2 separate regions of the Homo sapiens genome follow, and region 2 is linked to region 1. Evidence: chromatin loops called from intact Hi-C (ENCODE). Cell type or tissue: endothelial cell of umbilical vein. All regions are shown on one strand. Each heading gives the region's core, and the rest is flanking DNA. Links, peaks and the distances in the headings are about the cores only. Region 1 has its middle 240 kb from the start of MDFIC2. Region 2 has its middle 390 kb from the start of MDFIC2.

Evidence for each region. Peaks named below come from ENCODE experiments on the same cell type or tissue, not always from the same donor. Only the 100,000 strongest peaks of a DNase experiment are listed, where the experiment ranks them.
Region 2: a loop joins it to region 1, with 2.3 times the contacts of the local background. A loop is called at or near these places in 4 of 110 quality-filtered maps.

What each region holds. Positions count from the first base shown.
Region 1 is chr3:70,544,204-70,560,563 of GRCh38, forward strand. No RefSeq gene overlaps it. Among named protein-coding and RNA genes, the nearest start is that of MDFIC2, 240 kb to the left of the region's middle. In endothelial cell of umbilical vein, for the core only: a CTCF peak has its summit at 6,711 (motif pointing right); a DNase peak (open chromatin) is centred at 6,738.
Region 2 is chr3:70,692,207-70,708,566 of GRCh38, forward strand. No RefSeq gene overlaps it. Among named protein-coding and RNA genes, the nearest start is that of MDFIC2, 390 kb to the left of the region's middle. In endothelial cell of umbilical vein, for the core only: no CTCF peak of the experiment used is centred there; DNase peaks (open chromatin) are centred at 10,155 and 11,475.

The DNA of each region.
Region 1 (16,360 bases), core at 3,499-11,498:
AGCTTGGTCTTCAGGCTTTAAACTGTCTTTCGCTTGAAGGTGGGGTTTCACTGGGGATGCACTCCTGCCTGCCTAGGATTTCTCTGCCTCCTGCCTCTGTCACAATTATATAAAACTATTATTATCCCCATTTTACAGATGAGGGCAATGAGGCACAGGAAGGTTGGGTACATTTTGCCCCAGATCACATCATGAATGAGTGACAGGACCAGGATGTGCACCCCTGCACTGAGGAGTGAAATGAATCCTGCTCAGATTGGACCTGGTTCTTATCTATGAATGTGTATTAGAATTGTCTGAGGAGCTTTTCCAAAATGCTTTTACCTGGACTCGATCCCTGTGGATTCTGATTTAATTGATTGGAAGTAGGTAAGATCACATTTTAAGAAAGTGTTAGAGAGAGAACTACAGCAATTGACATAACCAGGTTTCTTTTTTTTATATGTAGGGAAATAAAGCTTTCTAAATAAATCCGTTGGCTAAATATTCAGAACATCATTCAGAACACAAACATTTTACTTTGGGTAAGTGTATAATCAGAGGTAGAATCTTCTAATAAAGGCCTTGGGGTAAGAAGAAGGCTTTCTGAGACAAATCAGATAATCACATGGCACCAGCACAATTTGGTCCACAGAAGGGCAACTGGATCCTACCACACCTGGCAGCAACCACGACACAAGGTATACTGGGTGACCTTTTCCACAAGGTCCTCTGAGTGCAGAATAGACTTCACAGCAAAGTCACTGTGCATTCCTTGGCATGTAGTGTTCATCTATTGCAAGAATATACTCTATGCCAATTCTCTACATCAGTTATGGGTTCAGTTATTTTGCTTTAAAAATTATGGAAGAGGCAGATCACAAGGTCAGGAGATTGAGACCATCCTGGCTAACATGGTGAAACCCCATCTCCACTAAAAATACAAAATAATTAGCCGGGCGTGGTACAGGCGCCTGTGTCCCAGCTACTTGGGAGGCTGAGGCAGGAGAATGGCGTGAACCCAGGAGGTGGAGCTTGCAATGAGCCGAGATCGTGCCACTGCACTCCAGCCTGGGCAAGAGAGTGAGACTCCTTCTCAAAAAAAAAAAAAAAAAAAAAATTTTGGAAGAAAACATGTTTGAGGTATAATTTTATAACATAAAATTATAAACAAAAGTTTAAACTTCCTATTCAACTATCAGCCAAGATTTTAGTACTATCTCAGCCACACTAAATGTTACAGGTGCTCTAAGTAAACAAAGAAAAAAATGATTTTCATAGTGAGGAATAAAATTTCAAGCCACAAAACTTTGACTTGACCATGGTATTTGATGAGAATAGGTGGAATAAAATGATCTTGTTGTCCTAGGTATTTGAAAATCCAGTGTACTGGCTGTTACCCTTATGAGCAAAGATAAGAAAGAGAAGTCTAGAAAATACATTTATGTTTAGGTGAGCCCAGGAGCACAATGAACAGACAGCATGAGGCGAACAGGGCAGAAAAACTGTTGAGTTTAAATCTGTACAGTTTCTGTTTCTTGTCATCAGAAAAAATCACAGTTCTTCCAATGTTTATAGAAAATGTGCACAAGTATGTCTCTAAGACATTCAACTTCAGACTTGAGGCTTTATTTAATTGCTCAGGGATATAATTTTCAACTTCAGAGCATGTATTGACCACAAAATTTGAAGAGTCTATTTGTTGCAGAACACCTAAGCAATAAAAGCAACTCACCAGCTTCTTTGGTTGGGTAGAAAACTATCAATTGTCTGAGTCTAGCTTTATCCTTGCTGACTGTTAGAAAGTACCTCCAGAAAGTGATGAAATGCATTTGAATGTGGCTAGTGCAACTGCGGAGCTGAATTTTTAATTTTGTTGAATTATAATTAATTTAAAGTTAAATAGCCACATTAGTGGCTGCTGTATTAGACAGCACAGATCCAGGCTGTTTCAACCCAAACACAGTGCTTAGTAATCACTCTTTCACAAAAGCCAATAGATTAATTTTGTTTGTTGTTGTTAACAAGTTTTTATTTCCTGTGGTTGGGATTTTACATTAGGTATATATAATAAGTCATGATTCCTGCTAATCAAATTACTTGATGTTCATAAAATTAGGTGAGATGTAGGAATCGTTTCTGCTGTATTACAATATTGAAAGTACAAAGACTTTCAGAGAGTCCGTGTCTGAAACAAATTGAGAACCCGTGGACTAATGTGTAGGCATCCCCTTTCCATAATTTTGGTAGGAAACAAAACTTTGTCCCTCCAGATTCACTAATAAAGTAAGGACTTTTTTATTTGCTTTGAAAAATTATTCTTGGGGTTCATCCTTTACATTCACATCAGCCCTTTGTCTTACCCACATATAGACCTACGAATATTTTTACAGTAACCTAATAATTTGTTAATTTAATTTTTGCATTACTTTGAAAGTTCATTGAAGTATAGCATGCATAGGAAAGGTGCACAAATCATGTCTGTATGCGTCCAGGACTTTTTATAGTATTGTTAATTAATCATTTTATTCTGAGTTTAAACAAGGTGAATAAATTTCTAAGGATTGGTGAATGCAATAAATCCTTAAAGGAATCTCCTGGAAGCGGTTGTGGAAGAGCTCTAAGACTATCCCTACTTCTAGCTACTTCTCTCCTTCCAAAATTCTTATGTCACTCACTCACACCCACGTCTGTATCTCTGCATTTACAATGGGTTACTTACTTCCCACTTCTCCAGAATAAAGGTCAAAGACATTTGGGTTGTGATGTGACTGCATCTCGTCTTCAACCATTGGAATCTATTTTCATACAAATAACTACCTAAATTCCAGGTGCTGAATTCTCCAAAAAAAGCCGGGGTCTTTTGAAGAATTAATACATTCAGCCAACTGAACATCTAAATATTTTTCTTCTTTATTTGGTTTTGGTAGTTCCCTTTCTCTCTCTCTCCTTTTCTCTCTTTAAGGTTTTGCAGGCTGTAATAATTTCTGTTACTGAATATATTTCATTTTAATTTTTTAAATGCTCTTCTAATTTGAATTTAGGCCTTCATGCAGATTTGTCGCCTGGGCTGTTTTTGAAATATATGGTTTTAAATGCATGAAGCTCATCCTTTAAAAATGATTTGCGAGTGTACATTTGAAAATGGTTAATGCTTATTTATTACAAATGGAATAATTACAGCTAATGGAACAGTGCCATTTAACATCAGTATAGTGGTGTGGGGGAGCTTGATAATTAGCAGCTCCATAAGTGCCTTTTTTTAGCTTATGAAATGACAGCCACAGAACACCTTTCCATGAAATGTCTCCATGTACTAAATTCTCTCTTGCTTATCTTATTGGCTGTCGATGACTGATTTGGGGGGAGGCATTTGGACTTAATTGATTTAATCAACACCTGAGTCCCTCTCTGACTTAGAATATAACCGTTATTTTTAAATATACAGGATCGAGTAAGCAACAGGATTTTTATATGCAAAAACTGAATTTCTAAAAGTTTCCAACTGCCAGAGGTGATAACGCCCCCTTTGGAACAGGCTGCTCTTCGAGATGGGAGAACTACAAATTGGTGTTTTGAATGACTGTGTTTCTTGTTATTGCCTCTTCTACCTAGAAAAGAGGGAAGAAATCACTTTTATTCTGGTCATTTACCATGCTCCTCAAATGATTTTTAGCAGTGATCCTAGAGTAAATAGAATTTGCATTTTGAATTTTCAACAGAAATCTAAACCACCTAATGGTTCAAGTTGTCCTTTTTAGCCTTTTGATTGTCAAGTGAAGGCCACTCCTTTATGTTCTCGTTTGAGACTCTAATATTGATGATTGTGATAAAAGTAAAAATTCTGTCTCCGTCAAAGAACTACCACTCTGATTTCATTTTCTCTCATATTCTAAGTTTGACTACAGCATTAACTAAGAAACTATATTAAGTGACGTTCAGGAAGAATAGCCTGTGGAGCTGCATTTAAAATTAAACTTCTCCAATGCATAAAGTTTATGTATTAAAGCTTATACAAAATATTGCATGTTCTTTCTCCTTCTCTTTGAACACTAAGAGATTGTGATACTGCACCTAATATCACCCTTAGAACTTCTACCGACATCAATAAGAAAGGAAATAACTGGTAATTTATTCTGAGTCGGGAAGACATTTTCTAAAATGCAGTGCAACCCTAATTTAGAGTAGAGGGAAAAGGGTTTAAATTAGGTTTTTTTTATGGTGGTAAGTATTTGCAGACAATGTCGAGATTTATGGATTAATTTGTTTTAAATTAACTTTTATAGGGTGACTAATAGTCCACAGGGATAAATCAGGCTTTCAATTGCCCATGATTTTTAGTCAAATCCTAGAGAGGAAATCATTTCTCTCAGGAAACGGGGACACAGTCTTTAGAGTGTGCAATGCAGTTTTTTGTTTTGTTTTGTTTTGTTTTGTTTTGTTTTTTTGTCAGTGTCCAGAGAAGATAAATAAGTTCTGGGCCTTGGGCAAAGATATTCACCACTGGCCCAAGATTTGATGTCACATTTCACTCAGAAAAGGAGAAAGACCCTGACCTCCACCCTGGCAGAGATCTTTCATCAGGGGATTTCACTGGGTAACTTACCAGTGGTGCCCAAACAGTGTTCCTACAGACAAATATTCTGCAATATGGATACATAAAGCTGTTTCCCTCTGTTCCCTTTAGTCTAAGAAACACTGATCAGATCCAAGAGCTGAAAACTAAAAATATTGGCATTTTGATGCTGTATTGTATCAGACTCTGCTATAAGGTACTCAGTATCAAGGTCAGAGGTGGCAAAAATTGTCTGCAAAATGTATGTATCTATGTATTTATCTATCCATTTATCTATCTGTCTATTCATTCAGTCACCCACCATACATCCATTCATTTATCCATTCATCTGTTTATACATTTCCTGAGCATCTACTACACACTTGACCTAATGCTAGCACCTAGAGAAGTGAATCAGATTTTGGACTAGACTGATTATGATTACATCTATTTTACCCATTGTAGGCATGTTTCATTAGCAAAATAATTTTATTAATGACATATTTAAATCTCACAAACAGCTGAAGAACACAATGAAAAGAACAGTATCTTCGTAACATATCTTTATAGACAACAGCCTGTATTCATAAGTTTAATTCTATCTAACTCTCTTCCAACTTAGACTATATTTAGATTGATCATTGCTTTCTCTCTGCAAATTTCAGCACATCATTCTGTGGTGTTCTGGCTTCCCTTGTTGCTGCCCAACTAAATGTTTTGTTTTGTATTGTGTTTTGTATGAAATCTGCCCTATCACTTCTTGCTGCTTTTAGGATTTCCCCTTTATCCTTGCTGTTCTCCAGTTTTTCCATAATGTGTTTTGGTCTTATTTTCTTGTATGTATCAAGCTTGCAAACTAGTTTCTTCCAGATCCTAAGGATTCAAGTGTCGCATTCGTTCTGGAAAATTATTCATTATTAACTTCAAATATTGTTTATCATGCTGTGTATTAACTCCTTCTGGGATTCAAAATAAACATAATTTAGGTCTTAGTCCTCCATGTCTGTTAACTTCTTTTTCCATACCTTGCATTTCTTGGTCTCTTTGGATCACGCTTTTCTAATTTCTTGTTAATTAATTTTCTTTTTAATGGCATCTATTCCTGGATCCATTCTTGAACTCATTTGTTGACTGTTTTTTTTCTATTTTGTAAAATAAGACTATTTAAAAGTGGTATTTGCTCTGATTTATCACAGCTGATCTTTTCATTGGATGTTAAGGATTTTTTGTATGTGAGCTGTGTGTGTTTGTGTGTGTGTGTGTGTGTGTGTAGACTTTTTTATTGAAGTACAACATTGTGTTAGTCCATTTTCACCCTGCTAATAAAGACATACCTGAGACTGGGCAATTTACAAAAGAAAGACGTTTATTGGAATTACAGTTCCACGTGGCTGGGGAGGCCTCACAATCATAGTGGAAGTTGAAAGGCATGTCTGACATGGCTGCAGACAAGAGAAGAGAGCTTGTGCAGGGAAAATTCCCTTTTTAAAACCATCAGATCTTTTGAGACTTATTCATGAGAACAGCACAGGAAAGACCTACCCCCATGATTCAATTATCTCCTACCGGGTCCCTCCCACAACACGTGGGAATTATGGGAGCTACAAGATGGTATTTAGGTGGGGACACAGAGCCAAATCATATAATTCCACCCCTGGCCCTCCCAAATCTCATATCTTCACATTTTAAAACAAATCATGCCTTCCCAAAGTCTTAGTTCATTTCAGCATTAACTCAAAAGTCCACAGTCCAATGTGTCATCTGAGACAAGGCAAATCCCTTCCACCTATGAGCCTGTAAAATCAAAAGCAAGTTATTACTTCCTAGATACAATGAGGATACAGGCATTGGGTAAATATAGCCATTCCAAATTGGAGAAATTGGCCAAAACGAAGGGGTTATAGGCCCCACGCAAGTCTGAAATCCAGCAGGGCAGTCAAATCTTAAAGCTCCAAAATGATCTCCTTTGACTTCATGTCTTGCATCCCGGTCATGCTGATGCAAGAAGTGGGTTCCCATGGTCTTGTGCAGCTCTGCCCCTGTGGCTTTGCAGGCTAGAGCCTCCCTCCCAGCTGCCTTCATGAGCTGGCGTTGAGTGTCAGCAGCTTTTCCAGGTGCATGGTGCAAGCTCTTGGTGGATCTACTATTCTGGTATCTGGAGGACGGTGGCCCTCTTCCCACAGCTCCACTAGGTGGCGCCCCAGTAGGATCTTTGTGCAGGGCTCCAACCTCACGTTTCCCTTCTGCGCTGCCCTAGAACAGGTTCTCCATGAGGACCCCAGCCCTACAGAAAATTTCTGCCTGGGCACCCAGATGTTTCCATACATCTTATGAAATCTAGGTGGAGATTCTCAAACTTCAATTCTTGACTTCTGTGCACTCTCAGGCTCAACACCATGTAAAAGCTGCCAAGACTTGAGGCTTGCACCCTGTGAAGCCATGTCCCGAGCTCTATGTTGGTCCCTTTCAACCACAGCTGGAGTGGCTGGGATGCAGGGCACCAAGTCCCTAGGCTGTACACATCCCGGGGAACCTGGGCCCGACCCATGAAACCACTTTATCCTCCTAGGCCTCCAGACCTGTGATGGGGGCTGCTGCAAAGGTCTCTGACATGCCCTGGAGACATCTTCCCCATTGTCTTGGTGATTAACATTCCTCAACTTGTTACTTATGCAAATTTCTGCAGCCAGCTTGAATTTTTCCTCAGAAAATGGGATTTTCTTTTCTTTTGCATTGACAGGCTGCAAATTTTCCAAACTTTTATGCTCTGCTTCCCTTTTAAAACTGAATAGCTTTTAAAACACCCAAGTCACCTATTGAATGCTTTGCTGCTTAGAAATTTCTTCTACCAGACGCCCTAAATTATCTCTTGCAAGTTCAAAGTTCCACAAATCTCTACGGCAGGGGCAAAATGCCACCAGTCTCTTTGCTAAAACATAACAAGAGTTATCTTTGCTTCAGTTCCCAACAAGTTCCTCATCTCCATCTGAGACCTCCTCAGCCTGGACCTTATTGTTCATATCACTATCAGCATTTTTGTCAAAGCCATTCAACAAGTCTCTAGGAAGTTCCAAACTTTCCCACTTTTTCCTGTCTCCTTCTGAGCCCCTCAAACTGTTCCAACCTCTGCCTGTTACACAGTTACAAAGTCACTTCCACATTTTTGGGTGTCTTTTTAGCAACGCTCTACTCTACCAGTACCAATTTACTGCATTAGTCCATTTTCACACTGCTAATAAAGACATACCCAAGACTGGGCAATTTACAAAAGAAAGAAATTTATCAGACTATGGTTCCATGTGGCTGGGGAGGCCTCACAATCATGGCGGAAGGTGAAAGGCATGTCTCACATGGTGGCAGGCAAGAGAAGAGCACCGTTTGTGCAGGGAAAATCCCCTTTTTAAAACCATCAGATCTTGTGAGACTTATTCACTACCACAAGAACAGCACAGGAAAGACCCGTCCCCATGATTCAGGTATCTCCCATTGGGTCCCTCCCACAATACATGGGAATTATGGGAGCCACAAGATGAGATTTGGGTGGGGACACAGAGCCAAACCATATCAAACAGACATTTCAAAACCAATCATGCCTTCCCAACAGTCCCCCAAAGTCTTAACTCATTTCAGCATTAACTCAAAAATTCACAGTCCAATGTCTCATTTGAGACAAGATGAATCTGTTCCACCTATGAGCCTGTAAAATCAAAAGCAAGTTATTTACTTCCTAGATAAAATAGGGGTACAGCCATTGGGTAAATGCAGCCATTCCAAATGGGAGATATTGGCCAAAACAAAGGGGCTACAGGCCCCATGTAAGTCTGAAATCCAGCAGGACAGTCAAATCTTAAAGCTCCAAAATGATCTCCTTCGACTCCATGTCTCACATCCCAGTCATGCTGATGCAAGAGGTGGGTTTCCATGGTGAACCCACCATGGTGAAAGGCATGATTGGTAAAATGCAGAAATCTTAAATTTATAACTAGATGAATTTTCATAAAATGAACACACATTTATAACCATTATAAATAGTGCTGCTATAAAGTTTCTTGCACATTTATTTTGGTGAGCATATGTTGAGCATTTTTATTGGGTTTATACCTAAAGAATTTGCTTTGTCATAGGGTACATGTTTTTCAGCTTTAGTGAATGCTGCCAAACAGTTTTCCAAAGTGGTTTTACCAATTTGCAGTCCTCTCAGTATGTGAGAATTCCAACAAATCCATATTCTCTTATACTATTTAACTTCAAGTATTACAATTTCTGAAAGATCTATTTGATTATTTTATTTGAAAATTCTGTTTTATTCCTTTCAAATCTGCCTATTCCTTAGACATATTTTCAAACCATCTCTTATTTTTATAATCATGTTAAACATTCTTATCCATACTCTTTAAAGTTCTGGTCTTCATCCATTTGACTCAGCAATTTGTTTCCTTATTTATTTCATGATTTCTTTTAAAATCATGAGCTTATTTTTAATAACACTTAAGTGTGGGAATTCTTTGAAGTCTGAGTTACAGGTACATTCCCCCAGGTAGGATTTGCATTTGTATTTATCAGGTGCCTGGAAGCGCCCCCAGCTTGGGAGAATAGGCTAAAATTCATAAGGCCAAGCCTGTGGTTATGAGCCTATAGAGGAATTTTTTCCCCCTTCCATTCAAAACCAATATTGAAAGAAATTTTCTCATATCTTTTTCTATGAGCCAGGCTTTCTCCCTCATTCACCCTTTCACTGAGTTACAGTATTATCCTTTGAGGTCTCGGCCTAATGCTAAGAGCCTAGTGAAGTCGTCTTCTATCAAATTAACCTCTGTGTGCCAGCTCTAATCTCTTGACCCCTCTTCTCTACACATCTGATAAAGTAAAATCTGTTGGTCACATGCAAAGAATGAACAGCCGTCCCCAAGCCTCCCTTACTTTGCCTTACCTCTCTGGGTTTGTGCTTTCACTCCAGTTTCTTTCTCTAAAAGTAGCGCTTAATTTCTTATCAGCTTAGCCGTGAATTCAAAACAGATCTTTAAAATTTTCATCCAGCATTATGTATTATTTTTCAGGGGGAAAATTGTTTAGAAGACACCTCTTAAAATGTGGTCTAGCAGCTTTGAGTGTCTCTGAGGCCTTTTCTAGGGTTTGCTAGGTCAAAGTTATATTCACAATAATAAAAAGATTTGATTTGCATTTTTCACTCTTACTGCCTCCTGAGAGTACAGTGGAGTACAATGGTAATATGACGTGTGTTGATGTCATCATTCTGACAGCTAATGGAATGTATGCTTTGCGTTCTTGTGATTTAAAAAAAAAACCTCTCAGCTTTAATTTCTAGCATGGTACGTATTGATTAGTATAATTCATATAACAGAAATTCTTTGGGGTTCTTAATAATTTTTAGGAACATAAAGGGATTCTGAGTTCAGGAAGCTAGAGAAGTGCTGATTTGGGGTATCCTTTGTGCTAAATTGTGAAAAATGAAATTCCTCAAATGCCAAAATATAGAACATCATCAATGTGTGCTATAAACAATCACGAGGTGGAGAAGATCTAAGTTAAGCTGCTGTAGAAGGCTGTATGCAAATATGTTCCTAAGACCATGAGTTCCTCCAGAGCAAGAATCTTCTGAAGTAAGAAGCCAGGCTTTATCATGCACCATGAGCTCCTGAGAAGGAATTCAGCATTTCTGAGTCACAGTTTCCTCAACTACTTAATGTAGAAACATAAGAAACATAGTTCTTCCTCCAAATGTTGCACCTATAATGTAAGATGATAGCAAAATCAGTCTTGGGTCTTTGTAAGGTTTCATATTGTTGAAAATAAAGGTTTTTCAAAACTAACAAAGATGATTGACTCAGATTTCCTTCTTAGGTAAAAATGACCAGAATTTAAACCTGGGCAGTAAATTTAACTGGTATTTTAAAGAGCAATATGCAGTAGTAACTGTCCTCTACTATGGCCTACACTTTGACCAGTGTTAAAATAATGAGCCATCTTAATGTTACTAAAGGAAGAATAAATGTGACATTGGAGAGTCAGCTTGGTCTGATGGGAAGAAAACCACATTAAGGAGGCCTAAGTTCTAATCTTGTTCTGTGATATAACAGCTATATGACATCCCATGTTATGGTCGGATGTCATGCTGGTTACTCCCGATGAACCACATTTGTTATGCACCCTCTTGTGTAGTCCCCTCCCACCTTGTCTCTGGGCTCCTGTTGGGCAATGGGACATTAGCAAGTGTGATACAGCAGAGATTTGACAAATGCTCGCACATTAGGGCTTGTCCATTTGGAATGCTTCCACTTGTAAGGCAAAGAAACTCAGGCTAGATTATTGAATAATGAGTGTCACAGGAGAGAAACATTGAGGATGAGAGGTCACCTTGTATATTCCATTCCCGGGCTCCCAGTTGAGTGCAAGTCCATGAGTGACCTCAGTCCCTACCAAATAGAGCAAAAGTACTGCCCATATGAACCCATTCAACCCACAGAATTGTGAGAAATAATAAACCATTGTTGTTTTAAGTCACTATGTTTTGAGATGGTCTGTTACACAGTTATAGATAACACATTCTAACCACTTGTCTCTAAAACTTTTTATTTTTCATTGTTTTTTTAAAAAGATAGGGTCTCACTCTGTCACCCAGGTTGAAGTGCAGTAGTATAGCTCACTGCAGCCTTTAACTCCTGGGCTCAAGCAATCCTCCTACCTCAGCCTCCCAGTTAGCTGGGACTATAGGCACAAGCCACTGCTCTTGGCTTAAAAATGGAACGAAAAAAATAGGGGGGGGAATTTGCCCCACTCTTCTCAGAGGGCTTGTACAAATATCAAATGAGTTATGTGGCTACATCTGTGAAACTGGTTTGACTCTGTTGACTGACTTGACCAGTCAAATCAATCTCATTAGAGAAAAATAAAACCTTGTAACTGGATTTTTGACTGACTTGATTATTGTTTTGACCTCTCTGACTTTTTTTGGTTGAGTTCCACTTTTTTTAACTGAATAACTTGACTTTGTGGGTTTAGTCAGTCAAAATAATCAAAACAGTTCGGTGTATACAAACAGTCCATGTGTGATATTTTCTTCTTCTTTAACTTTAGTGGGAAATTATGTGACAGAGGGGCATATATGCATAGCAAATGTGGGTATAAACTTCTACTTCTAACTACCCAGTTTCAAATTACTATATAGATTATAGCAACATTTGTTTGATAATGAAAAAAATATAGTTAGTTTTTATTTCCCAATGGCATGCTACATTATAAGTCCATTAACAGTTGCATGTGTTATTGCTGTAATTCTAATAACTGCCATATATTATTATGGCAATAATAATGTAATTCTCATAGTATACAATATATAATTCATTGAACATTGCCAGAATTTATTTTTAAATTGTAAATTTGGCTTGCTTTTCAGCATAGAACTCCCTTCGTCCTGCTTTGGGAGTTTAGTCATATTCCTTTTGTTTGAAGAAGCTGTCAGAAGCGCATGTCTGAGATGAGTGCATGCAAGAGAATGTTGAAGCTTGGCAGTCATTAAAGTCCTGGGTTATAAGTGAAGTGAATGATTGGAATGCAGGTTGAGTAGGTCCATTCATATATGTCATATTGATACTACCAGAGCTGCTGACTAGGTGATTCAAATATAAGCCACTGTTATTGGAGTATTCGTAGATATTCTACTGTGCTTAAGGTTATGACAGATGAAGCTTTCCTTATGAATTGTCAAAAGGATCACAAACCCCTCTGCTACTTCTATTTCCATCACCAGTAGCTTGCTTTATTATTATTATTATTATTTCTTCTAATGCTCTTTGATTATAGTTCTTCAGAATTCTACATCACGAAGAAGCTATGCAAAATGCTCTTGAATTTCTTTGCCCGCTCCCCAGCTGGAATGATTCTAAACTATTCTGAGAAGATAGGGATCTATATTTTTCTTTTAGTAGTCCAAGTGAAAATCAAATACAAATGTAACAGTTATTTCCATTTCTTCAACCCATTTCATGATGTTCTTCTTGATTTATTTCCTAAATATAGTGTAACATAATTTAAACTATCAATAGGTATCACAGAAATACCTCAATTGCAGTGCATGTGTATTTACTTTGTTTAGTATAAAGTAAATCCCCCCTTATTGTGTTTAAACCAACTTACTTCAGTGTTGGGAGAGGAAACCCACCGTGGACCCTGAATGTCCCTTCACATTTTTGGTGGTAGTGCCAAATTACAAGCCTTATGTGACCTCTGGCCCGGTTCCCTTTCAATTGCTGGTTACTGAGGCAATTGGTATTAATACTTCAAGACCACCACAGCTGACTACCATACAGCTATCATACAGCATTTCTTTCCTTTCACTCAAAAAAGCCTTTTATTTAGATTTTTCTAATAATATCCCTTAATCATTTAGTTGTCTCTTCTCTAGATCTTTTCAAAATTTCAATGTCCCTCTTGAGTACAAAGTTGACTCTTAACAAAGCCTAACCAGTGTTCAACATAGAAGTGTGAACTAAAATTTCTGTCAGTTTAAATTACTCTTCATCATTGGTCAAATCAATGCTTGCTCTTTATCCTTTCATTTATTTGTTCTTTTCTCAGCCAGTTTTATTTATTCTTTTATTTATTCATCATTATTTTATTTATCCAACAAATGATTATTGAGTGCCCATGCACTCAATAACTAACCAATGGGTATACAAGTAACTTGGACGTGACTCTTAATTTTGGACACTTTGTTTCTCAAAGCTAGTCTGTATGCAAATCAAATGTCTTTTAGATCCGTATGCTGCAAGTAGAAAAAGCTAGACCAGATTTAAAGGACCTAAATGCCAGAATGTGGAGGTAGAAGTACCTGCTGAAGACTAGTTTTGAGTAGATTTATTCAGAAATGTTCATTTGATAGAAATGTCTAGAATTGATTAATGAAAATAGAAATAGTAAGTGGAATTTCTTTCAGGAGGTTATAATAACAAATATTCACATTTCCTCATTTGAAACTTTTGAGCCCAGATATATTCTGGATTCAGAATTTTCCAAAGTTTAGAAAGGTGCTACAAGGTATATATCAGATATTGAATAACACAGGGTTCTGGAGAAGCTCCCTATGGTCAAATGCCTCTATATTTCTCCAGATAAATTCAAACTACATATTATCAATGGTGTCTATAAAATCCTCCTGTCAGCTCATGTCACAAACAATTTTTAAAACACAAAAACTGGATTACCAGATCTTTCTGGGCTTCAGAACTGCAGATAAAGGTCTATCAATCTCTGGTCTGAGCAAGAGGAAATGTCCATGAATTAGTGAGGTAAAGAGGAAGAATGGATGTAAGAAATATTACAAAAGTAGCATTAGGGTGCTTGTCATTTTGTTACATATTTTGCAGGAAAAGATATGCCACAACAGTGACTCTGAGGTTTTGAGCCTGGGTGGCTGGGAGGACGGTGGTGTCATTAACAGAATAGAAAGGACATGGGGGGAGGGGACCACATGGTAGGAGCTGGGGAAGGAGGGAGATGATGATTAATTCAACTTGAAATATACAAATCTCCAGGACATTATGAACCTGCCTGAAATTAGCATGATTAAAGGTGCCTCTCACGGTGTTTTGGTGAGGATGTGATTTCTAACTAAATTAGAAATCAGTAGCCTTTCGCATATAAGCATATAACATATTTGATTAATCAAATTTGAAATTTGAATTCATCCAACCTAAGAAGTCATCCTAGACACTTTTTAAAAAAAAATGGCACAAATGGTGGTGGTATTTTAAAATTGGAAAAAAATTTTAAAGAGAATACATAAATTTCAAAATTCTATCTGGATTAAAATGGAGCTATTTTAATCTATTTCTGCAAAGCTACTTGTGACAGTAAATAAAGCATATGGCTCAGGTATAAAAACTATCTGACCCATTTTGGGTAATAACTACACATTAGATCAGTGACTTAAACATTATCATTTGTATGAGCTATCAACTGGCTAGACCTACAAATACTACAGTTTTTAAACAGGAGTCAAGTATGGCTTAAAATTATCAGAGAAATATTTGTTTTAACTCTCATGTACATTTCTAGAAATGTAGTAGCAATCTTATATCTGCAAATAGATACTGATAAAATGTTATTTACCTTATATGACATAGTTACCAAGGAACATTCCAATTTTTGCTGATGTTTTTAATGTCAGTCAATATGTCTCAAATGGTTTGCTTCTTTCACCACTGTCTATTTTTAAAGTCCCTTGATAGAGGTGAATGGATATATCTTGGGTTTGTAAAAACCATTCTTATCAAATTATGCCACTGGTTCTTCTCTTCAACAGCTCTCTTGCTACCTAGAAACCTTTACTTCCTCTTCTGCCTATACATAGAGGTACATCTTTAACTGTAAATTCTTTGGGTAGCCCCCTTGTCACCAAGTCTGTTGACCGATGGCAACTAAGCCACAGAAACAGTCCATCTGTGAGGAGGATGTGATACAGCCTGTGTAATCACAGAAGCATGGAGAAAGGGCTTAACGAGGAATGGGAGGTAAGTCCCCAAGCCCTGTATTTTAAGTCATTGTTCAAATGAAGAGAACTCTTGAATAATAAATCTATGCTTTTTTTTTCCTGGGAAGGTAGAGAAATTCAATATTAAACATATCTTCACATACATTATTTTGCTGTTAACTACATTTTCATTGAAATACATTTGACTATACTTTTAGGTAGGCTGATGCTCTCAGAAAGTGTTTTCAGAAAAGCAGAATTATTATTTGATAGAGCTGTTAAACGACCCTCTTTCATCCTGAAGTGGTTAATTTTTTTTTCAACATTTTAAACATTTTACTGTCATGACATACTGGAGTTTTTCTCCCTATCAAGGATATAGGATTAAGAAAATGCATTTCAATTATTAAAACAAAGGTCACAGAACATTCTGAGATGACTGTCTTCCAATGTAGAAGGCGACATTGTTTATATATTTAATAATACTGTAACAATGACAACCTTCTTGCTTTATAGTTAGAAAAACAGCAATGGCCCATGCATGCAAGGCAGAGGAAAATATTTTATTTTGTCCCAGAAGCCTTACTGCCTCACCTCTTGAGCACGGTCTACCAAAAAGAGCTTTAACCTTCTCACTGCTCAGATGTGGCCCAGGCTTAGGGGCGTGATCTTCAAGGCCCAGGTGACCGCTTGGCCGTAGATCTCCTTCACATGGAGGAAGGGAAAGAACCAGTGCATTTCAGTGACTTTATGCAATGCACACACTCGGGTGGACCAGGTTGAACCTTTGAGAACAGGATGAAAGGGCCTAGCAGCAGGAAAAATCAGGGCTACATTTAGGGAAAATGCCCCTGTAAAAGAATTGTGAGACCCTGGTGCATATTACCATAAGATTCAGTGGAATACCAGTATCTGGTGGTTTTAATGAATCAAATACAACAATTTTTGTAGGATAATTGATCTGAAGTGCTGCCCTGACACCGAGGAATGAATGACTCCACCTTTACACGTCTTTTCAGGCCCTTCAATTCTATGATTTGTGCATTATATTATTTAGAATAAATAATAAAGAACTGAATATGCTTTTTTCTATGTGTGGCATTAACCATCTTTGTGTGTTAATGTGGTACCTGCCAATTACTTGCATTAATGTAAATGGCTAAAATATACAAATTAAGTTATGAACATACTGTTACATTTAATGGATTAACTGAAAACCCATGAAGATTTCAAGAGTATATTAAATGCATAAAAACCATTTCCTTGATCTTGAATTTGTAGGCTATTTCTTTTTACCCAAAAAGTGTGTGTTCTTAGAGCCCTGAATGTGTTCTGAG
Region 2 (16,360 bases), core at 5,579-13,578, 150 kb after region 1:
TGTCCACATCCTCTGTTGGTTTTGTTTTTCTCCACATACTCTGTCCAAGTCTAACAATCTCTGCCTTTTGCTTGAAATGTTTATTCCACTGACATTTAATGTTATTATTGATATGGTTGCATTTTGTAGTTTTGTATTTGTCTCATTTCTGTTTTGCTCCTCTTATTTGTCCTTTGCCATCTTTTGAGTTATTCAGAAATTTTTTAGTTTTCCATTTTAGTTTTTTTATTTGCTTCTTAGCGGTATCTCTTTGAATTTTTTAACTGGTTGCTCTACAGACTATATTATGCCTCTAAAATTTATTCCAATCTACTTAGAGATAATATATTATTATTTAAGGTAAAATATAAAAACTGTAAAATGGTTTTAATTTTCATTTTTATCCTAGAGCACACAGAAGTCTAAGATGGTCCTTAAGATTACTGTTCACTAGTGTGCATGAGGACACCATTCCCCTCTCCTTGGATGAGGGTAGAACCTGTGAAAATGATGGAATATCACTCGTGATTAGATTATTAATCAGCTGACTTTGGATTCCTCAAAAGAGAGGTATTTAGCAGGTCTAACATAATTAGATGTACCTTTATAAGGCACTGGGCCCTTTCTGAAGTCAGAGAGATTGAAAACATGACAGGGCCTATGGAGATGGCCACATGGCAAGAAAATATGGATGGCCTCTAGAAGCTGGGAATTGCCCCTGGTCAACTGCCATAATGAGAATAGGGGCTTCAGTCCTACAACTGCAAGGACTTGATTTCTTCCAACAACCACGTAAGCTTGAAAGAAGACCCTGTTGTTTATAAAGAAACACAACCCAGCTGATACCTTGATTTCAACTTTTTGAAATCTTGAACAGAGATCCCAGTTCAGACTTAGGACCTATAGAACTGTTAATTAATAAACGGATGTTGTTTTAAGCTACTAAGTTGGGATAATTTATTATGCAGCCTCTTATTCTTAGAACTGTTGTCATCATTCATGTTACATCTACAAACATTACAAACCCATTTAATACATTGTTATCATTTTTGCTTTAAAGAGGCATATGTATTTTAAATAGATTAACAAAAGAGAAATAGTCCTTTATATATACCAACAAAATATTTATCATTTCCAGAGCTCTTTCTGTGTGTGTGTGTGTGTGTGTGTGTGTGTGTAATTTCCCTTCCGACTTAAGAACATTCACTGATATTGCTTATATTGCCAAATAATGACAAACAAAAAAAAACTTTCTAGGTAAAAAGTCAAAATGATTCCCACCTTGTTTGGGAAATCAAACTTACTTCCCTTCAGGGATCACAGTTTTCTTCTACTGTTGCCTTTTTCCCAACATCCGAAAGTAATTATTGCATATTTTTATACAGTTTTGTCATTGTATAAAAAGGGAGGTATAGTCTGGTACAGTGACTCTGCCATTAATAGAAACAGAAATCTCTTGATGTTTAAAGATGCGGTATAACCAATGATTCAGCTATATGAAGAAAAGGCTGGTCCCACAGCCTGTTGTAGGGCTACAGCTAATGGGAGAAATGCAACTATAGATAAACTAATTGGTAGCGTTACAGGCTTCAGGATTGATCTGATCCTGGAACTCCATGAGATTCATCTATCTTTCCAGTCAATCCTCCATGAGGTCAGTTTTAATAGAAGTTTGATTCTCCTCCTTGTTATATGATGGCTGTCAACATCTCCTGGCTACACATTTGTTCACTTAAGTCCAAAAGGGGAGCATTTCTATCTCAAACAAATGTCCTTAGCTTCCCTCTGACTGAACCAACTTGAATATCATAATGTTCACTCCTGAGCCAACTGCTTAGCTATGGAAGAGGGAAAGCCTGATTAGTGTACTTTCTAAACCAATCATGTGACTAGGGAAAAGTAACTTTCGTTGGCTCTTCCCTGGAACTGAGCCTGACGCTGGTAAATTCTAATCATGTAGCTTCGACATAGTGGAGGAAGGGTACAACAAATGTTGGTATGACAACTGTAATGCCCATTCTCATTACACTAAAAAATTTGGAAATATTCTACTTTTTGTTTATAGGACATATGCTAAAATGTTTCCTATATTGCAGATTGCTTTCTAATTCTTAGATGCATTTATCAAAATGAAAGAAAATTCTCAATATTTTGAATGAAAAAATAGCATTTACAATATTTTATAACAAAAGTTTGAGTGGAAATCTTTATACCAAAATGTAATAGAGGTTATTTCTGAGTCATAAAATTGTGATGAGTTTTTCAGGAATTTTTTTTCTTTCTTTTTCTGCATTAGGCAGGTATTTCTCATGTAATTGAAGAGAATAAATAAATCCATTAAGATAATGTTTGTGGAGTTGCAAGAAAAAAACAGTATTTCAGCACTAAAAGAAGCAATTCATGTTAAAAGTGGAGTATAGATTTTGGGCTCGCCTAACCTGGGTTCATGGCCTGGCTTCACCACATACTTCCTCTACAAAATGGGGCTACTAGCATGGTACTACCACGTACATGATAAAATCAGGCACTTTGAAAAGTCTGTTCACAAATAATATAAATTTAATCTTTATGTTAGTGTGAGGTAAGAATCCTTTTTTACATTGCAGATGAGGAAATTCAGGCCCTCAAAGATTAAGTAAATGGCAAAAATAACACAGCCAGTAAGAGAACAGGCTGATTTGGACCCGCATCTGTCTAACAGCAAAGCTCTTCCTCTTCTCCTCACTCCGGCACAAGTGAATCAGAAATTGTGGTGCATATCGGAATCACCAGGAGGGCTTGTTAAAACCGTCTTTTGAGCCTTACCTCCAGAATTACATATTCAGTAGGTCTTGGTGTAGCTTGAGAATTTGCATTTCTAACAAGTTCTCTAGTAATTCTGATGCTGTTGGTCTGAGGACCACACACTGAGATCCACTGGTCTATACAGCATTTTCAGAGTTATTGTGCATACATAATGATCTAATAATTTCAACATCACTCTTCATAAATGGAAGTGTTACCTGGTGTTTACTTGGATGTCTGTTTCCTAATCCCTTGTTTTTGTGATTTTTGTCTTCTGATAAAGTTCCCAGTTACACCAAGAGGCTGGAGAAATCCTCTCTTGAGTCATTATTTCTAGTACTTTCTCCAGTCCAGTGCCCTAAGTGGTTTTCTAGTGGTCTAGAAGAGTTAATGCCCTTCCCACTTCGTAATTTAATTCTAGGGAGTAAATAAGCCACAAGACAAAATTTGTTATCTATCAATCCATTTATCAAGGTTTTGAAAGCATTAAAGTAATTTATCACAAAATCATGTCACATGAATAAAAAAGCTCTCTGTAAGCTCGTGGTTTCATTTTAAACTTGATTTTTTTCTCCCAGTATCTACCTTTTGCTATAGCTATATGGGTAAGTTGATAATAATTTTGCCCCATGGGGCTCTATTACCTTAAGGAGAGCTTTTCTCTTTCATTATTATATTGAGTGTTTCTACCAGCCCCAAGCTTTGGCCAGGAAGATCACACGCAGCTGCATCAGAGATTCTGCGTGCAGTTTACTGAGTAGTAAAATGTGTTATTACTTTCTGCATGTTCTGTTTCTGTGATAAGTTGTGACGTGGTCAGCTTATGAGGACTAATATGAACACCCTCTTGTTAGTCGGCAACTGTATATGTCTGACTAGAAGGCAGAAGGCAAGATTTTTTTTTCTTAAAATCATTCCTCAAAATTAGAAGGAAGCCTTTTAAATGCCTTGTATTATGGTGAACTCCCAATTACTTTACAATGAATGAGATGGTAATTAAAGCACACACCCTCATATTATGCCAATAGATACTTGGTGTTAGGAGTTGACTTGTATTTGGATATATATGGTACCTCTAGCATTTTTATTCTCAGAATGTTTTAGATCTAAGAATCTGAAATAAATTAGTTTAATTCAGATTATTTGATTACAAGAAAAAGAAACCCACTGCAACCAAACTTGTTTAATCAATAACGGGGATTGTTTTAAGAACCCAGATGTCTTCACAAATTTCAAGAGTGGGAAAAGCTGAGTCTCTGGAAGGGACCAGAATAAGGAACTGAATACTCATGTACTCAGACCATGAACTCAGGTTAGCTGAGCCCAAAATCTTTGCTCCACTTTTAACATGAGATGCTTCTTCTAGTGCTGAAATCCTGTTTTTTCTTGCAACTCCACAAACATCTCAACAAGGGCCCAGCCAGCATTCTCTTTTTCTCTTGTCTTTGCTTTTCTCTTCTCTTCTACTTGAAATTTTTCTTTGAACATCAACTTTCTCAACTTCTCTGTGCATATGCAGGTAGGAAGACTCCCCTCCCCACCCCACCACATGTGCACACAGCTAGCCCCTGAGAATACATTCTCCATCCAAGAGGCTAGCCTAGATGCTCAGTTCCCTCTCCATCTTATCCCAAATGTTAACAGAAAGATTCAAATTCATCCACCTTAGATCATGTATCTAAAGGTACATAATACAGATATGGTAAAGTTGGTCATTATGAGTTGAGAGGAAGATACAAAATTCCCACTTTTTAAACAAACGATTTTTTAAAATAGAGTTATTTGTTTTAGTAATCCCGTATTTGGTGTCAAAGTAAACCCTTACAGACATAATATGGTAAAATTAAGTAATGATATTTATTTATTCAGTTAGTCTGCCTAGCATTTCTTCCTTTGTTCCCTATAGCAGCACCCCACTTTCTCATTAGGTTATGAATTTCCCCATTCCCTGAAGTCCTGGTGGTGATGCTGTGTGCATCTTAAGACTTTTCTCTCTGCCACAGCAACCACGCAGGCTTGGTAGAAGCAACCCAAATGTCAATCAACAGAGGAATGGATAAACAAAATGTAGAATATGTTTATCATGGAATATTACTTGACCATGAAAATGAATGAAATTCTGATACAGGCTACAAACATAGATGAAATTTAGGAACAATATGCTAAGTGAAATAAACCAGACACAAAAGACAAACATATGATGCCACTTTTATAAGGTACTTGGAATAGGTAAAGTCATAGTAGAACAAGGGTTACAAGGAGGTGGGGAAGTGAGCAATGGGGTGTTACTCTTTAATAGGTACAGACTTTCTGTTTAAGATGAGGAGATGCATGGCAGTGATGGTTGCACAACACTGTGGATGTATTTGATGCCACTGAATTTTGTACTTTAAAATGGTTAAAATGATAATTTTATTTTATGCATATTTTGCCACAATAAAAACAAATAAATAATAAATAGAAAGAATGAGGCCATCTTATCTACTTTACATTGATAATACATGGAGTGGTACAGTCAAGTGAGCTGATTGTATTTATCTCTGCAAGTATGTACATCTGCATGGTGATTTGCTTTGTTTTTTTTTTTAAGAACTATAATAGATTTGTCTCCTTTTCCTCTATCTCTGAGTTGCTCTCCAGATACCAGATTGCAACAAAGCAACATCTCCACTCTACTTTCAACCAAGCTCAGGACAGTAAGTAAAGAAAGGCATCAGAATACACTTTACTCTAAAAGTAATCTTGCTGAGACAGTGACTAGAGAGAACCAGTTCTTCCCCATAGAAACATAGAATGTTAGATCAAGTCCAGCATTTGCCAAACTTTAGTCTTTAGCAAGTCAAGGTCAAGATCTTTGCTACATACACTGCCCATACTGTTTTACTTTAAATCAGCTCATTATTTTTACTGAAATATAGCTTCAGAAAGAAAATTTTATAGTATTATTGTAAATATAAATCTGATGTCCATTGTCATAATGACAAACTTTAAAAATAAATATAATAAAAAATAAGGCAAGATATCAAATTCTTATTATTGCCTATTAAAGGATTAAGGCTTGCTTTCTTAAATAATGAGTTGTTAAGCCATTCTAGCACTAAACAAAGATGTTCTCTTTGATTTAAGAAGAAGATAGGGATGAGATTTGCAATGGGAACGTATTTTTATGTAGAGATTCAAGTTTATCGAGTACTGTTTCCATGTAATGCTTTACATTGTCTTGTTTTTAACACCAGTGGTTTGCATCCTACTCTTCAGGTGACATAGATCTTATTCAGTCTTCTTATTTTAATGATGGGGAGACAAATACCTGAGAAGGAAAGCACTTTCCCAAGTTATACTGCTAACAGTAACTAACCTGTACTAAATGTATACCGTGCCAGACACTACCATGCACTTTGCACGTACCACAGCTTTAAACCCGTACAACAGCTCTGCAGCATAGCATCTCCGTTCTATAGACAAGGCTCAGACACATCAAATTTCTGGCCTGAGTTGACACACAGCAATGAACAACCTGAGCCTCTAAAGTCAGCAACCAGCCTCTTTATATTTGATACCTAGAGCCTTCATCTTTTCTTACTTCTGGGTTTGACTAAAAGTGAATGCAGAATCCTGCTTTTTTTTCCAATCATGGAGCTTTTTATTTGGTTTCCTGTCCATGAAGAGTTGTGCATTTTTATCCTCTGTTAGAAAAAATAACCATTGGGTTTCAATACAGAAACATAGCTAACGAAATTTTAATCTGTAGTACAGAAGGCATTAATTTCTGATAAAGACAAATATACATTAGCCTAATTCCATTGTATTTTTATTTTTATGTTGTTTATTTTTATCCGTTTTTTTAAAAAGGGTATCTATTAATAAGTCTGGTCTAAGATTACACCACGAGTAAACCTTTCACTAGGGTAATCTTTCTAAAATAGCAATGAGTGGAAAAGCATGGGAGGCCAGATAAATAAAAGCCATTTTTCTTCTGAGCACAGAAACTTTTGCTTTTCTTTCCACTCAGCAGCTTACTTCTGTACAGTAACAGACTGGGGAAATCATGTTGCAAAATTTGGCATCTCCGGAGTTTATATTTTTGAGAATATTTAATAAAAGGCCACCAAATGTTAAAATTATCCATTTCCTGTATGTGTGCGTTTTTTCCATTGCTAAAATTTCTTAATTAAAAAATTAATTAAATGGGTTCTTTTAATTAAGAGGCTACTGTAGACCTTGCAACCACTGAAAACTGTAAAACTTCTGTTTCCTTCATGGTTGTCTTAATCACCATCTCAGGAAAAGTCCTTCTAGCTGGTCCATGAAGAGCCTTGTACCCTTGGATTGTGTGAATAAGATGAGAAACACCAATCTGTTGCTTCATTTGCAGGTGTGGGTTACTGTGTGCTTTATATAAGATCATCATCTCCCCACAATGAGTGTCATTTCATGTTTTATGATACATAAACGTGCACCATATACACTGACTTTAGATGCTAATTCTTACGTGAGATACAGCTCTGGATGCAAAGTCAAAATGCTTTGGAGAAAGGTGTGTGTGTGTGTGTGTGTGTGTGTGTGTGTGTGTGTGTATGTGTTCATTAGCTTTTCTTTATCTCCCTACCATATTATTGGGTCTTTTCCTTTAGCTTCAGTTTCCCCATTAGACACAAGACAAATTGTGTCCTGTGGTCCTTTTTACTCTCTCCTGCAACTCTATCTGCATTACTAATGGAAGGTGACCCTTTTTCTCATGCTTGCATGGGCTTTTATGAGTTGCCTGTGCAACACAGAACACAGGAAGCTTTTACTTACAGATCTTTATTTTGTTCTTCAAAGCCTTTGTAAAGAAAACACACAGGAGCTGGGAGGTAGGATGTAGAACTGGTAAGAAAGATTGAGGCAACTAGGCCAACTACCCCAGTGTTCACCACAACAAATGCATAGGCTTTTCCAAATAATACTCAAAAAGTATAGGTCATAAAGAAAAAAAAAAACACATATATGCCTACATCAAAATAAAGGTTTAATGCAAAAGTGAGGAATATAAGCAAAGGTAAGAGATATAATCAATTTTAAATCAGTTTCATTTTCCTGAGGTGAATTTGAGAATAAGAAGGGAAGATAAGGACAGAATCGAGTATGATGCTTGTTCCTTGCTTGGGAGCCTAAGTGAATGGTGATGCTAATTGAAGACTACAGCAATGTATGATGAGCTTAGACCCAAATATACAAGTCCAATTGCCTATGGGACACCCAGGTGGATGTTCTCAGGAGGTAATTTATTCATTTATTTCTTCAAAAGGCATTTTTTCATGTAGTTTCTCTGAGTCAGGCATTGTGCTAAAGTGCTAGGGATACGTAAATGAATAAAACAAAACTTATCCTTGAGGGGCTTACACTCTATTAGGGGAAAATAGGGATTCAGATATTTTATTAGTCCTTCAATGAACTAATATGTCAATGTGTCATACATTGCTCTAGACTTTGAGTACACAGCAGTGAAAAAATAGGCAAGTTTCCTTCTCTTGTTAACAATCTAGTATAGAGAAATAGACAATAAGTAATTAAACTATTCATAGTAGTCACAGTAGCGACAGGGAGAGAATAATGTAAGAATTTGGAGGGGAGTTATTTTTCAATTTGAGTCAGGAAAGTCAGCCCACAGAGGTGGCATTTAAGCTGAGATGTAAAAAAGACAAAATCAAACCTTTGGAGGAGAAGAAGGAAAAGCATTCCAGGTGAAGGGAAGAGCACATGCAAAGCCTCAAATTCTGGGAGGATCTTTTTGTGTCTGACAGAAAGAAAGGACCATGGGGTTTCAATAGAGTACAAGAGCAAGAGACTGGCATGAGATTGGTTCAGCAGCCATATTCAATTTATGTGCCTGGTTTTCCTGACTAAACTGAGGTTAAATCATGCACCATCTTAAAACACAAAGATAATATAAATTCAAAGAGTAGCACTTAGATTCTTAAAAGTAGAGTTAATTTCAGTGTTTCTCAAATTGTCTGTGAAGTAGGAGAATTTTTTTTAATACTGCAGACCAATGTATTTGTAAAATACAATAAATATGAAACTGTAGAAAACTCAAATAAGAAATAGAAAACATGAGCTCATTTAAAAATCATGACACTCTGCAGTCCTCGTTTTATTGCTATACAAGTTGTGAAATGCTCGGTCTCAATTTCTATGTGCGTCTTGTTGTGTGCTGGTAAACAGGTCATGAACTAGCAGGAGGTCACAGACCACACTTTGAGTAGCACTGGACTGTGTAACTCGAAAGTTTTTATTACATTTTTAAAGCTCTCATTATTCAAAGACACAGTAGATAGACTGCCCCTTAATATCATTTGATAACTGGATTAGAAAAATTGTATAATTTCCCTTATATCCTGATATGAATCAGGGTGTGTGTGTATGTATGTGTATGGGGGGTGTGGATGTGGGTGTGTATGTCATTTTATCTAGAATGTTATTAGGTTCTTGATTTCTTTAAAGTACAGTAATATATGAGCCCAATGTTCCCAATGTGCTTTTGGCATTATTTATAAAAAACAGTCTTTAATTACCAAGCTTAACACATTATCCTTGGTGGAGACTCAAATCTCTTTTCCAACTTTAAACTGAGCAAAAGCTTTCATCTGGCAAGGTACTGAAGCCCACTATGAAAATTTTGTGCATAGAATTATCACCAAGAGCTATTTGGCAGCTTCTCCATCTCAATGAAAAGGACTCTGGATTTTATCTTCACACAAATAACTCTTGCCACCATTTAAATTATTTTCTCAATTATCTTTCAACCTTTTTGCAATAAGGTTTCCTGAATAAGAACTGGAAATATCTACATCACATTCCATGTCACATTTCTTGATCCAAATTATTTTAATTGGTTACTTAGCCCAAATCTATTTCAGGCACAACAATTTCCGGTCTATCTGGAAGAGAAGTGGGAAATTTTTACCTCATCTAACCCTATCATGGACCATAACCCCATATTAATCTGGGAGACGGCCAACGCTTTTCTCTGGAGTGGTGTTACTTCTCATTTAGCCTGCAAGATATTTTTGCATTGGAAGTGAAATTTTGTAATTGTGAAAGAGATTTCCAACACACATTTTCCAGTCAATCCCAAGTGAAGTGTAAGCCATCGGGGTATCTTATGGCATCCAGTTCAATCACAATATTCCCTTTTTCATTTTCAGAGCACAGATTTTATGCTCCTGGGACGGAGCCAAGGAAAGTGCTGGTTCAGCACACTCAATTCCAAAGGAGCATCTCATTTTATTGTCTCTCCCTCTAATTTCAGAGAACAATGGGGTTAGCCACGAGTCTATAGTGTGACTCAGATTGTTCAGTTATTTTCAAATCAACAACACCCTTGAATTAGTTTCCCTTTCCACTTTCCTGGTAACATGCCATCCCACTTCTCTCTGATGCACTCAAAAACATCTTAATAGCTCCATGTGACCACCTGAACCAACAGATATCCCTTCAAATTGAGCAGTCCTGGGAGACATTGATCATTGTTGGCTGTGGCATGTAGTTTTAGGGCAAAAGCTTATGTGACACAAACTCATTGTTGGGCTTTGCTGGAGAGAGAGAGATGTTCTTCCTTTGTAGTCTGAGCAATAGCCTCAAATGGGACCATTTCAAATACACTACACGTGCATTTGAATGAAAGCATTGAAATGTCGTTATCTAAAAATCTAACGAAACATTTGGCTCTATCTGAAAGAAGCACAAGTTAATTGCTTATCAAACTATCAACTTTTATTTCACAAAATGACTGATATCTCTGTGAGTCTGTGAGGAGAAAGCACTACACTTTATTTCAAGGGCAATTTTTTTTAACCACAAGTAAAGAGTGAGCATGGATATAGACAGAATCCACTCTATCAATAATCCATCACTAATTTTCTCAGGTAAAGCAGTCATATTGTTTACATGCAAAATACTTTCATTGTGGGGGTAAATGACCTCCTTCGCTTGCAAAATCTGCTCTTTGTTTCCACAAAAAACACAGACTTATTCATGGTTTTAAAAAAAATTCTCCTAAATGTGATTCCAAAACAAACTGGTACTAGTGATGTGTCTCAAGAGACTCCCTCAGGAAAAAAAAAAAAAAAAAAAAAAAAAACAAGTAAAAAAGTGCCTTGGATTAAACCAAGCCAGTTGTGAATTTCTAGGAGTCCATGATCCTTTCACTCCAAAGGTAGCTTTTCGGGGAGAGGGGATCTTGAAAACAATAACAACAACACACCAAAGATATCTAGTGTGTTTAACAGAAACTCAAAAGGAAGAGAGAAAATAACGTCTGAAATAAAACAGAAGTCAGTGGGGGCGGGGGGGTGGTGGTGAAATTATAAATTGCTAAAGTAGAACTTTCTCACTCTTTGTCGCTTTTTCCTTCGCAGTAAACCACAGAAAGCTTCACCTACATCAAGGAATGGTTTTCACACATTTGATGGGAATGAGGAAGCTAATTCTCCAACCTTCTAAGGAAATAAGAGCTGATAGGCAGCCAAACAAACCTCCCGGCCACAGCCAGGCAGGTAGACACACGCTTAGACGGGCTGAAATCATTCCACCAACCTTTACAGTTCTTTCCCGTTTTAAACGCAGTAATAAAAAAAAAAAAAAAACGCTACGGAGACTATCTTCCTCTAGGCAGTACCTTCCTGTGTTTCTTTTGTTGTTCTGGCTTTTCTGAGTGATGACTGTTCTAAATCAACATCCCCTCTATTTCAACCTGCTCTCCTTGAGCAGCTGGACTAATTTTTTTTTTCTCCCTGCCCTCCCACTCTATCCCCTTTCATTCTTCTCTTGGCAAGAGGTCTCGATTGCAAGTCTTCTTCTCATTCTCATTCTCAGGTCTTTCCATCAGACTCCTCCCCCGCCTCCTTTGTCCCCTCTTGTCGGAGCACTCTACCTGCTCAGTGCCACCAGGACGAGCTCACGCATTCTGCACCCCCCTGCAGCTTGTCCCCTTCTCCTCATCTTTCTACGTGCCAGGCAGGCTCTGCTCCACAATTTCATCTGGTGGCCTGGGGGTAAGGGTAAGCCAGCTGTCACTTAAACTCCTTCCATCTCAGCCAGCCTGAAATGGAAAGTGTGATAAATGGAACCGTACAAGCCTCAATTTGGTCTGGAAATTTCAAACTTATGATGTTCAAATAGGTTCATAAATTCCCCTATAATGCATCTCTGCTCCCTAATGCCCAATTGCAGGTTTCAACTGAGCAGGCCTCTCTACCTGTTTTTATAGCCCAAGATATTCAGATCTTGGCATGCGTCTAGTGCCTTCGCTTTGGCATGCTTTTAATCGTGTGCCCAGCTTGGGGATGCAGACACCACATATATATCTGCTGATTCTTTTCCAGAGGAAGAGTGTCGGCCATAGACAACACAGGTAGTCTTCAAAGGAATTTCACTCAGGGCCGCTTTGATTTCTCTGTGTCTAAAAGCCAGCACTGGCTTTGTTGTTGGCAAATATGTTTCTACATGTCCTGTCCTGGGGAAAAATTGTCAAGTGGAGAATCGTCAAACTGTGCTCTTGCTGTCTCACCAAAAGAAAGGCTATTCTCTTCCATTTTCTCCCTCATTTCTGTTCCTTATCTTCAGGAAATGGTCCTTAAAGTAACATGAGTGTGCATACACCATTGGGAAGAAAAAATGATCAGCTATGCCTTTTTATTTGTTTTTTTTAAGCTAGCAAACACAGGTACCAGGAGTTCTTTTTTAAAAATTTGAGTATGTGTAAAAGGTTAAAGGTAAATTTAAATAAATAATTTGAGGGTTTTTTTAATTAATGTGTAATTACACAAACAATACAAAGAGAAATTATTTTTCTCATCTCCCTTGGCCATGTTTTCCAAATCAAGTACCTTCACCAGATATAACTACTATTTTTTAAATTACATTTTTTTTCTGTATTCAGACCATATATGTCTATAAAAATATGTAACGTTTGTGTTTTTAAAACAAAATGGTATTATTTTGGATGCCTTGTTCTACAACTTGCTTTTTCCACTCAAAATATACCTTGGAGATCTTACCATATTATTATAGTTGTAATTCTTTTTTAACTGCTATGTATTATTTCGTCTATCCGTATCTATATCAAGTTTTTAAAAGTATTTCCTAGGAACATTTAGATAGTCTATAATTTTTCTGTCTTTCATTTACAAATGATATTTCAATGAGTATTTCTGAATATGCACCCTAATATATATCAGTGATTTCTTTTTTCTCCAGCGTTGATACAAAGAAATGAAACTGGTGGACAAAAAAATGTCCATTTTTAATTTTCATAAATGTCAACTTGCCTTCCAAATTAGTTTTGCCAATGTGGTTATGTCTTCCTGCGAATCAGCATTTTTATCATGTCATCTTTAACTCCCTCTAAATGGAATGACTTACAAGCCTAAAAGCAAAAACCAATTTTCTTAGTCTGTTGAGACTAAGAAAAAACACCAAAAATTGAGTGGCTTATAAACTACAGAAATTTATTTCTTTTAGTTCTGGAGGCTGAGAAGTCTAAGATCAAGGCACTGGCAGACTGGGGTCCGGTGGGGACTACTCTCTGCTTCAGAGAAGGTGTCTGTCTATTCACTGCATCCTCACATGGGGGAAGGGCAAACAAGCTCTCTTGGGCCTCTTTTATAAGGATACTAGTGCCATTCTTGAGGGCTCCACTCCCATGGCCTAATCTCCCAAAAGTCCCCACCTCTTAATACCATCACTTTGGGGGTTAGGATTTTAACATATGAATTTTGAGAGGACACAGATATTCAGACCATAGAACAAATGAAAGGGAATTTTATAAACATAATGCTTTCTTCTTACTGGATACAATGTATTCTTTTCTCCATTCCACACCAGGTCCCAATACTCCCAAAGCTGATATCTATAATGTGAAAGGAGAACATGTTTTCTCAATACAAAAGCTCACTTTAGAAGAAAAGAGAAGCGAAAAGTCCAAACATGGAGGACTAGTGCATTAGTTCATTCTCACACTGCTATAAAGGACTGCCCAAAACTGGGTAGTTTATAAAGAAAAGAAGTTTAATTGAGTCACAGTCCCACATGGCTGGGGAGGCCTCAAGAAACTTACAATCATGGTGGAAAGGGAAGCAGACACATCCTCCTTCTTCACATGATGGCAGGAATAAGTTCAGAGCAAAAGGGGGAAAAGCTTATAAAACCATCATATCTTGTGAGAACTCACTCACTATCACAAGAACAGCAGCATGGGGGTAACTTCTCCTCTTTTCAGTTACCTCCCACCAGGTCCCTCCCACAACATGTCAGGATTATGGGAACTACAATGCAAGATGAGATTGTGGGGGGACACAGCCAAACCATATCAACTAGGAATATATTTTTCTATTTCAAGTCATTGAAACAGAGATATTTTGAAGGGTACAGAAACGTCATTCATATTAGAAAGTATTTACTCCAGCCGGGCACGGTGGCTCAAGCCTGTAATCCCAAAACTTTAGGAGGCCGAGGCGGGTGGATCACAAGGTCAGGAGATCAAGACCATCCTGGCTAACACGGTGAAACCCCATCTCTACTAAAAATACAAAAAATTAGCTGGGCGTGGTGGCGGGCGCCTGTAGTCCCAGCTACTCGGGAGGCTGAGGCAGGAGAATGGCATGAACCCGGGAGGTGGAGCTTGCAGTGAGCCGAGATCGCGCCACTGCACTCCAGCTTGGGTGACAGAGTGAGACTCCGTCTCAAAAAAAAGAAAAGAAAGTATTTACTCCAAAAATGTCCTCTACTTTAAAAAGGCTAACTTTTAATATGTTTTATTAATTATATTAATTTAAAGTAAGCCGCTGATGTGGGTTGCATGTCCACGCAAACGTTGTAATGGAGAATGACTTAAAAATGTTAAGAAAATAATTCAGCTATTTGGGTTAAATATGTGTGAACTCGTAAAGTTTATTATGCTAAATTATTTACAAATTCTACATTTTGCTTTGTGTATAATCACAGTCTTGGAGTTTTTAGTTCAGTTTTCCAATAGGTTCATCCATGGCTTTTAAAAAAATATGCCTTGAAATAGGAGATGCAAAATAACTTCTGAAAACAAAATGTCCATGGTAAACTAGGTTTGGGAAACGCTATAATCGGTATGCATCCCACTCTCAGATATTCAGACAGTCACAATCGTGTTAGCATATCAAAGGCTCCAGAAGGTTTGTAATACCAAAGATTGTCCAGCTTAGTTCCCAAACCCTATTTGTCTATGACAACCTATTTTTAACATAACAATTTTTACACTCTCTGGAAGCACTGTTGCAGGCAACAGACCTTGAGAAGCCTTGTAAAAGTATAGATTGTCAGTAGAGTGAAATATATGAAACCAATGAGCTTCAAAGGGAATAAAAGCAGGCTACATTAAGCTAAACAGGACAGAGATTCTAGATCCTGAGGAAGAAAGTTGATAACAAAGGCATAATATGGACGCCAGAGAGCTATTGAAAGGTAATGTACTTTACTCAACTAATATTTATTGAGTGCCTATTTGCAACAGGCCCTGTTCTAGGCTCTGCGGATAAAGCAGTTGTCAAAATGAATAAAAAACTCCTATTCCTTTTTAAATATTTCAAAATACGATTTACTGAAAAGCTCACGTTCTGAAACTCAGTAAATGAATATATTAAATTAAAATGTTTAATATATCAAAAGGTACCTTTGGAAAAATAGTTTTTAAGACATAGACTGAAAGAATACAAAGAACTCCTACAAATCAAGAAAATTTGAGAAAATAACAAATAACTCAATAAAAAAAGGTCAAGAGACATCCACAAAGGAAGAAACCAAAACAGACAGTAAACATGTATGATTCTCAACCTCATAAGAAATGAACTAAATGCGAAATCATACCACAGAAAGATACGGTTAACAGATACTATAGCAAAAATAAAAATGTAATAATACAACGTGTTAACAAGAATATGGGGGAGTTCCTATACATCACTGGTAAGAGACTAAATTGGGTTAACTTCTTTGGAGAACACTTAGACCAGCACTGCCCAATATAAATATAACAAGAGCCACAAATGCATGCTGTACTTTCCAGTAGCCTTGTTTTTTAAAGTAAATATAAACAGGTAAAGTTAATTTTAATAATATATTTTATTTAACCCAGTATACCCTTATCATTTCAACAAGTAATTTATCTAAAAACTTATTAAATATTTTACATTCTTTATTTCATACTAAGTCTTTGAAATCTTTGAAGTATGTATTTTATACTTACAGTAAATCTCAATTCAGTCCAGCCACATTTTAAGGGCTCAGTAACCACATGTAGGAAGTGGCTGCCATATTGGACAGTACTGCACTAGTCAATGTCTAGTAAAGTTGATACTGTACAGTAATCCTCCCTTATCCACAGGTGCACTTTAGCAGTTTCAGTTACCTGTGGTCAACTATGGTCTGAAAATATTAAATGTAAATTTCCAGAAATAAACAATTTATAAGTTTTAAATCTCATGCCATTCTGAATAGCTTAATGAACTCTCATGACATCCTGCTCCATCCCACTTGTGGAGTAAATCATTCCTTTGTCCAGCATATCCCACTGTACACACTACCT